Linked DNA regions of Homo sapiens: region 2 is linked to region 1. Evidence: read pairs that join two places in POLR2A ChIA-PET (ENCODE). Cell type or tissue: PC-3. All regions are shown on one strand. Links, peaks and the distances in the headings refer to the core of each region. The heading gives the core; the rest is flanking DNA.

What was found. Peaks named below come from ENCODE experiments on the same cell type or tissue, not always from the same donor. Only the 100,000 strongest peaks of a DNase experiment are listed, where the experiment ranks them.
Region 2: POLR2A ChIA-PET joins it to region 1 with 5 read pairs; 4 of 35 experiments call an interaction of 5 or more read pairs at or near these places.

Annotation. Positions count from the first base shown.
Region 1 is chr2:28,853,548-28,856,474 of GRCh38, forward strand. The region is part of intron 3 of TRMT61B (tRNA methyltransferase 61B); the gene reads right to left. Among named protein-coding and RNA genes, the nearest start is that of TRMT61B, 15 kb to the right of the region's middle. In PC-3, for the core only: no CTCF peak of the experiment used is centred there; no DNase peak of the experiment used is centred there; H3K27ac peaks cover 870 bases.
Region 2 is chr2:28,797,396-28,800,322 of GRCh38, forward strand. PPP1CB (protein phosphatase 1 catalytic subunit beta) reads left to right here. Exons shown (of 8, transcript NM_002709.3): 8 at 1,804-2,927. The coding sequence ends at 1,908. Among named protein-coding and RNA genes, the nearest start is that of SPDYA, 12 kb to the right of the region's middle. In PC-3, for the core only: no CTCF peak of the experiment used is centred there; no DNase peak of the experiment used is centred there.

The sequences.
Region 1 (2,927 bases), core at 313-2,812:
CATTGTTGGCCAGAGGCAGTGGCTCACGCCTATAATCCCAGCACTTTGGGAGCCCAGGCGGGTGGATCACCTGAGGTCAGGAGTTTGAGAGTAGCCTGGCCAACATGGCAAAACCCTGTCTCTACTGAAAATACAAAAATTAGCCAGGTGTGGTGGTGCACACCTATAGTCCCAGCTACTGGGAAGGCTGAGGCAGGACAATTACTTGAACCCGGGAGGCAGAGGTTGCAGTAAGCCAAGATTAAACCACTGCACTCAAGCCTGGGTGACAGAGTGAGATTCTGTCTCAAAAAAAAAAATCATATCCCTTATTTCCTCTTTATTCTTGTTTCAATTGCAGTATACATGGCTATAGTCACAGAAGATGCCAGTAAGTACAAAGATAAGTGAAAATTTTTCAAATAAAAAATTAATTAAAAACAAAAAATAAATCTGGTCAAAATAGAAAATAAAGTAACATTTACTGTTGTATTAACTCCAGAAAGCTTAGAGATATGCTGGCATATCTATTTACTAAATGATAAAATATTAGATTGTTTGTGTCTTTTAAAAACAGTACTAATCAGTCAAGGGACATCTTATTAATTTATTCACCAAATATTTATTAAGCACTGTCTACATGGCAAACATTTTTCTAAGTGGTAAGGATATAGTTGGAGCTTATAGTCTGTTTCACGGGATCTAATGAAGGGGTAGACATTAAACAAAAATAAGAAAACATATAAATAAATAGGACAGAGGGTGGTGAGTGACATGAAGAAAAACAGTTATAAAGCAGAATAGGCGTGGTAACTCATGCCTGTAATGCCAGCACTTTGGGAAGCCAAGGGAGGAGGATTGCTTGAGCCAGGAGTTCCAGACCAGCATGGGCAACACAGTGAGACCCCGCATTTATAAAAATAAAAAAAATGGCAGGGTGCAGTGGCTCATGCCTGTAATCCCAGCACTTTGCGAGGCCGAGGTGAGCGGATCACCTGAGGTCACGAGTTCAAGACCAGCCTGGCCAACACGGCGAAACCCCGTTTCTACTAAAAATACAAAAATTAGCCAGGTACAGTGGTGCACACCTGTAATCCCAGCTACTTAGGAGGCTGAGGCAGGAGAATAGCTTGAACCCAGGAGGCGGAGTTGCAGTGAGCAGAGATCAGGCCACTGCATTCCAGCCTGGGCGACAGAGCGAGACTCCGTCTCAAAAAAAAAAAAAAAAAAAAAAAAAAAAAAAAACTGCCAGGCGTGGTGGCATGCTCCTGTGGTTCCAGCCACTTGGGAGGCTGAGGAGGGAGGATCACCTGGGCTTGAGAAATCAAGGCTGCAGTGAGCTGTGATTGTGTCACTGCACTCCAGCCTGGGTGACAGGATAAGACCCTATCTCAAAACAAACAAAATAAGCAGAGAAAGAGGGAAAGAAAGGGACAGGTCAGGGAAAGGAGGTGTCATTTTATACATAGACTGGTCAGTGAAGAGACCTGAAGAAAATAAAATTAAGTTTAACCCATGAAAATGTAGGGGAGAAGTGAGCTCCTGGTGGAGGGAACAGCAAATATTTAATACAAACACTCAGGTAGTAGGCTACTTGGGGAGTCTGTTGAGGCCACTGTCACTGCAGTGGAGATAAAAGGGGGCAAGTGGTAAGAGATGACATCGAAGGTGGTGGACACAGATTACATAGAATCATGCAGGCTTTAGCTTTACTCAATTGAGAAGCCACTGAAGAATTTTAAAGATTGACATGATTTGAACTTTTTTAAAAAACTATTTTTGTGTGTGGTAAAATAAACATTGCCATTTTAAGTATACAATTCACTGTCATTAAGTATACTCTGACTCACTTTAAAATCTACATGCAGAAAACACTGAGAATGCAAGGAAGGATGACAGTGGCTTGTAATAGCAAAGAGCAGTGGGTGTGGTAAGAAGTGGTATATATTTTGAAGACAGAGCCAATTAGAATTAGAATTGGCTGTAGGATGTGAGAAAAAGAAAACTGAATCCAAAGTTTTTAGCCTAAGCCACCGAAAGAATGGAGGTGTCATTTACTAATGAGGAAAATGATGAAGATTATGGGAGGAGCAAGCTTGGGGGAAATAAGAATTCAGGTTTGGACATGTATTTAAGATGCCTATTAAACATCCAAGTCAAGGCCAGGCATGGTGGCTCACACCTGTAATCCAAGCAGTTTGGGAGGCCGAGGCGGGTGGATCACCTTAGGTGAGGAGTTCGAGGCCAACCTGGCCAACATGGTGAAACCCTGTCTCTACTAAAGATACAAAAAAATTAGCTGGGCATGGTGGCGGGTGCCTGTAGTCCCAGCTACAAAGGAGGCTGAGACAGGAGAAATGCTTGAACCAGGGACGCAGAGATTGCAGTGAGCCGAGATCACGCCATTGCACTCCAGCCTGGGCAACAGAGTGAGACTCCATCTCAAATAAATAAATAAATAAATAAATATCCAAGTCAAGATTTCAATGACAATCAAGGGTCAACATGATGACATAAATGGGTTCTCAGACTGTAGTTTTACTATATTATTGACAAGGACCAAAGTCAGATAACCCAGAAAACTGCAAATCTTGAATGCTCAATTCTCAGTTAACAGCATTTATCCAGTTACTCAAACCAGAAACTTAAGAGTCATCATTTTCTTTTTTCAAAGCCTAATCAAGAAGCCATCATTTTCTTTACCTTGAATTCTCTTTTGAGACTCTGGGGTTTTGGTGCTTCTGTTTGAATTAAAGTCTCACAAATCTACCTCCAGTGTTTCTGAAATTAATCCCACAGACATTGACTTAGGTCAACACCTCACCATATCTTGTTGAAATATTATAATACCTTTCTGCATAGACTCCCAGCCTCCATTCTTTCTCCAGAACTATTCTAAAACAGAAATCTAGACAGTCTACTCTCCTACTTACAAGATAATGTCCATA
Region 2 (2,927 bases), core at 296-2,795, 56 kb before region 1:
AGGGCTTTTTTTGGTTTATAGGTTTTTTTATTACTGATTCAGTTTTGGAACTTGTTATTGTTCTGTTCAGGATTTTAATTTCCTCCTGGTTCAGTCTTCGGAGTTTGTGTGTGTTTCTATGAATTTATTCATTTCTTAGGAGGTCATGTGTGTTTCTATGAATTCATTTCTTGGGAGCGCATGTGTGTTTTTGTGAATGTATTCATTTATTCTAGGTTTCCTAGTTTGTGTGCACAGGTGTTTATAATCTCTAGGTATTTTGTATGTCTGTGGGGTTGGTTGTAATGTCACCTTTCTCATTTCAGATTGTGCTTATTTGGATCTTTTCTTAATCTAGCTAGCAGTCTATCTTGTTTATTCTTTTGAAGAACCAACTTTTGGTTTCAACATTTACATTTTTAAAAGAGGCCAGTTTTAGCTTTAGTGTGCTCCTACAAATCATTCTTGTTCACTGAGTAAAACAGCTTCAGTACTTTGCTTTTGCAAAGGCTATTCTATGTCTTTGATGTACACACACTGTATTTCTCTTAAAATGCATTGGGGCTTTCCCATTCCTCTTTCTCTTTATCATAATATACTGTTTCCATCAATTAGTACAATTGAATGGTAAATGGTTGATTGCTCATTTACAAATTAAATATAGTAACCATACCTTATCCTTCCAGCAGTTGTCATAGTGGTGTTGGATTAATATATTCTCTTCACTAAGGCACTATTATGTTCTAAATAGTTTTTAAAAAATACTTTGTACATATTTCTATACTGTTTTAGTTTTGGAAAATCATGACTTTTTTATGTATAATGTAGGTTAAAGCTCTATTTACATCCACCAGAATGAGTGTAGTAAAAAAGCCAGACTGTATCAAGTTTTGGCAAGGATTTGGAGGCATTAGAATCTTCATACATTAATGGTGGGAATAGAGTTCTCATATGATGCAGCAGTTTTACCTCTAGGTATATACCCAAGATATATGAAAACATGTTCACACAAAAACTGTTACATAAATGTGCATTATTCCTTATAGCCGAAAAAGTCACACAATTCAGATGTCCATCAGCTACTGAATAGATAAACTGTGGTACATCCATACAATGGACTGTACAATGTACAACTCAGCAATAAAAAGGAATGAAGGACTGATACTTCAAAACTGGTTTTGAAAACCTGAGTGAAAGAAGCCAGTCACAAAAGACCACATATTATATGATGCCAGTTATATGAAATGTTCAGAATAGGCAATTCTATAGAGACACATAGTAGATTAGTAGTTGGTTAGAGTTAGAGGATGTGGAGAGCAGGAATGGGGAGTGACTGCTGATGGGAACAAGCTTTCTTTTTGGGGTGACAAATGTTCTAAAATTAGATTTATATCAATAAAGCTGTTTTTTAAGTAAAAAGATCTATTTATACATAAATAAATAAGGTCTGAAGGGTTTGTGACTTGTAGGTTAGTTACCCTCCTAAGTTACTGTATCAGAATTATGATGACAACATAGATCTTCTGACTCTTAAACCAGTGTTCTTTTCCTCACAACAGAGATACACTAAGTTCAAAAAGTTTTTTACTTAAATCTAAGGATTGGATAGTTGATAGAGTTAGTGTACTTTTGTTATTAAAATATGAGTGGAATGACAAAGTTCAGACATTTGCACACTTTAAGAAATGTTTATGGAACTTTGCTATTCTACATTTTTATTGCATTTTTGCAGTTTATGCCATTTATTGAAAATCACAATTGTAACAATTTTCTTAACTTCTGTACATGAAAAAATAACATTATTTGTTAATAATTTACTTTAAGATATTGAAACCATCTGAAAAGAAAGCTAAATACCAGTATGGTGGACTGAATTCTGGACGTCCTGTCACTCCACCTCGAACAGCTAATCCGCCGAAGAAAAGGTGAAGAAAGGAATTCTGTAAAGAAACCATCAGATTTGTTAAGGACATACTTCATAATATATAAGTGTGCACTGTAAAACCATCCAGCCATTTGACACCCTTTATGATGTCACACCTTTAACTTAAGGAGACGGGTAAAGGATCTTAAATTTTTTTCTAATAGAAAGATGTGCTACACTGTATTGTAATAAGTATACTCTGTTATAGTCAACAAAGTTAAATCCAAATTCAAAATTATCCATTAAAGTTACATCTTCATGTATCACAATTTTTAAAGTTGAAAAGCATCCCAGTTAAACTAGATGTGATAGTTAAACCAGATGAAAGCATGATGATCCATCTGTGTAATGTGGTTTTAGTGTTGCTTGGTTGTTTAATTATTTTGAGCTTGTTTTGTTTTTGTTTGTTTTCACTAGAATAATGGCAAATACTTCTAATTTTTTTCCCTAAACATTTTTAAAAGTGAAATATGGGAAGAGCTTTACAGACATTCACCAACTATTATTTTCCCTTGTTTATCTACTTAGATATCTGTTTAATCTTACTAAGAAAACTTTCGCCTCATTACATTAAAAAGGAATTTTAGAGATTGATTGTTTTAAAAAAAAATACGCACATTGTCCAATCCAGTGATTTTAATCATACAGTTTGACTGGGCAAACTTTACAGCTGATAGTGAATATTTTGCTTTATACAGGAATTGACACTGATTTGGATTTGTGCACTCTAATTTTTAACTTATTGATGCTCTATTGTGCAGTAGCATTTCATTTAAGATAAGGCTCATATAGTATTACCCAACTAGTTGGTAATGTGATTATGTGGTACCTTGGCTTTAGGTTTTCATTCGCACGGAACACCTTTTGGCATGCTTAACTTCCTGGTAACACCTTCACCTGCATTGGTTTTCTTTTTCTTTTTTCTTTCTTTTTTTTTTTTTTTTTTTTTTTGAGTTGTTGTTTGTTTTTAGATCCACAGTACATGAGAATCCTTTTTTGACAAGCCTTGGAAAGCTGACACTGT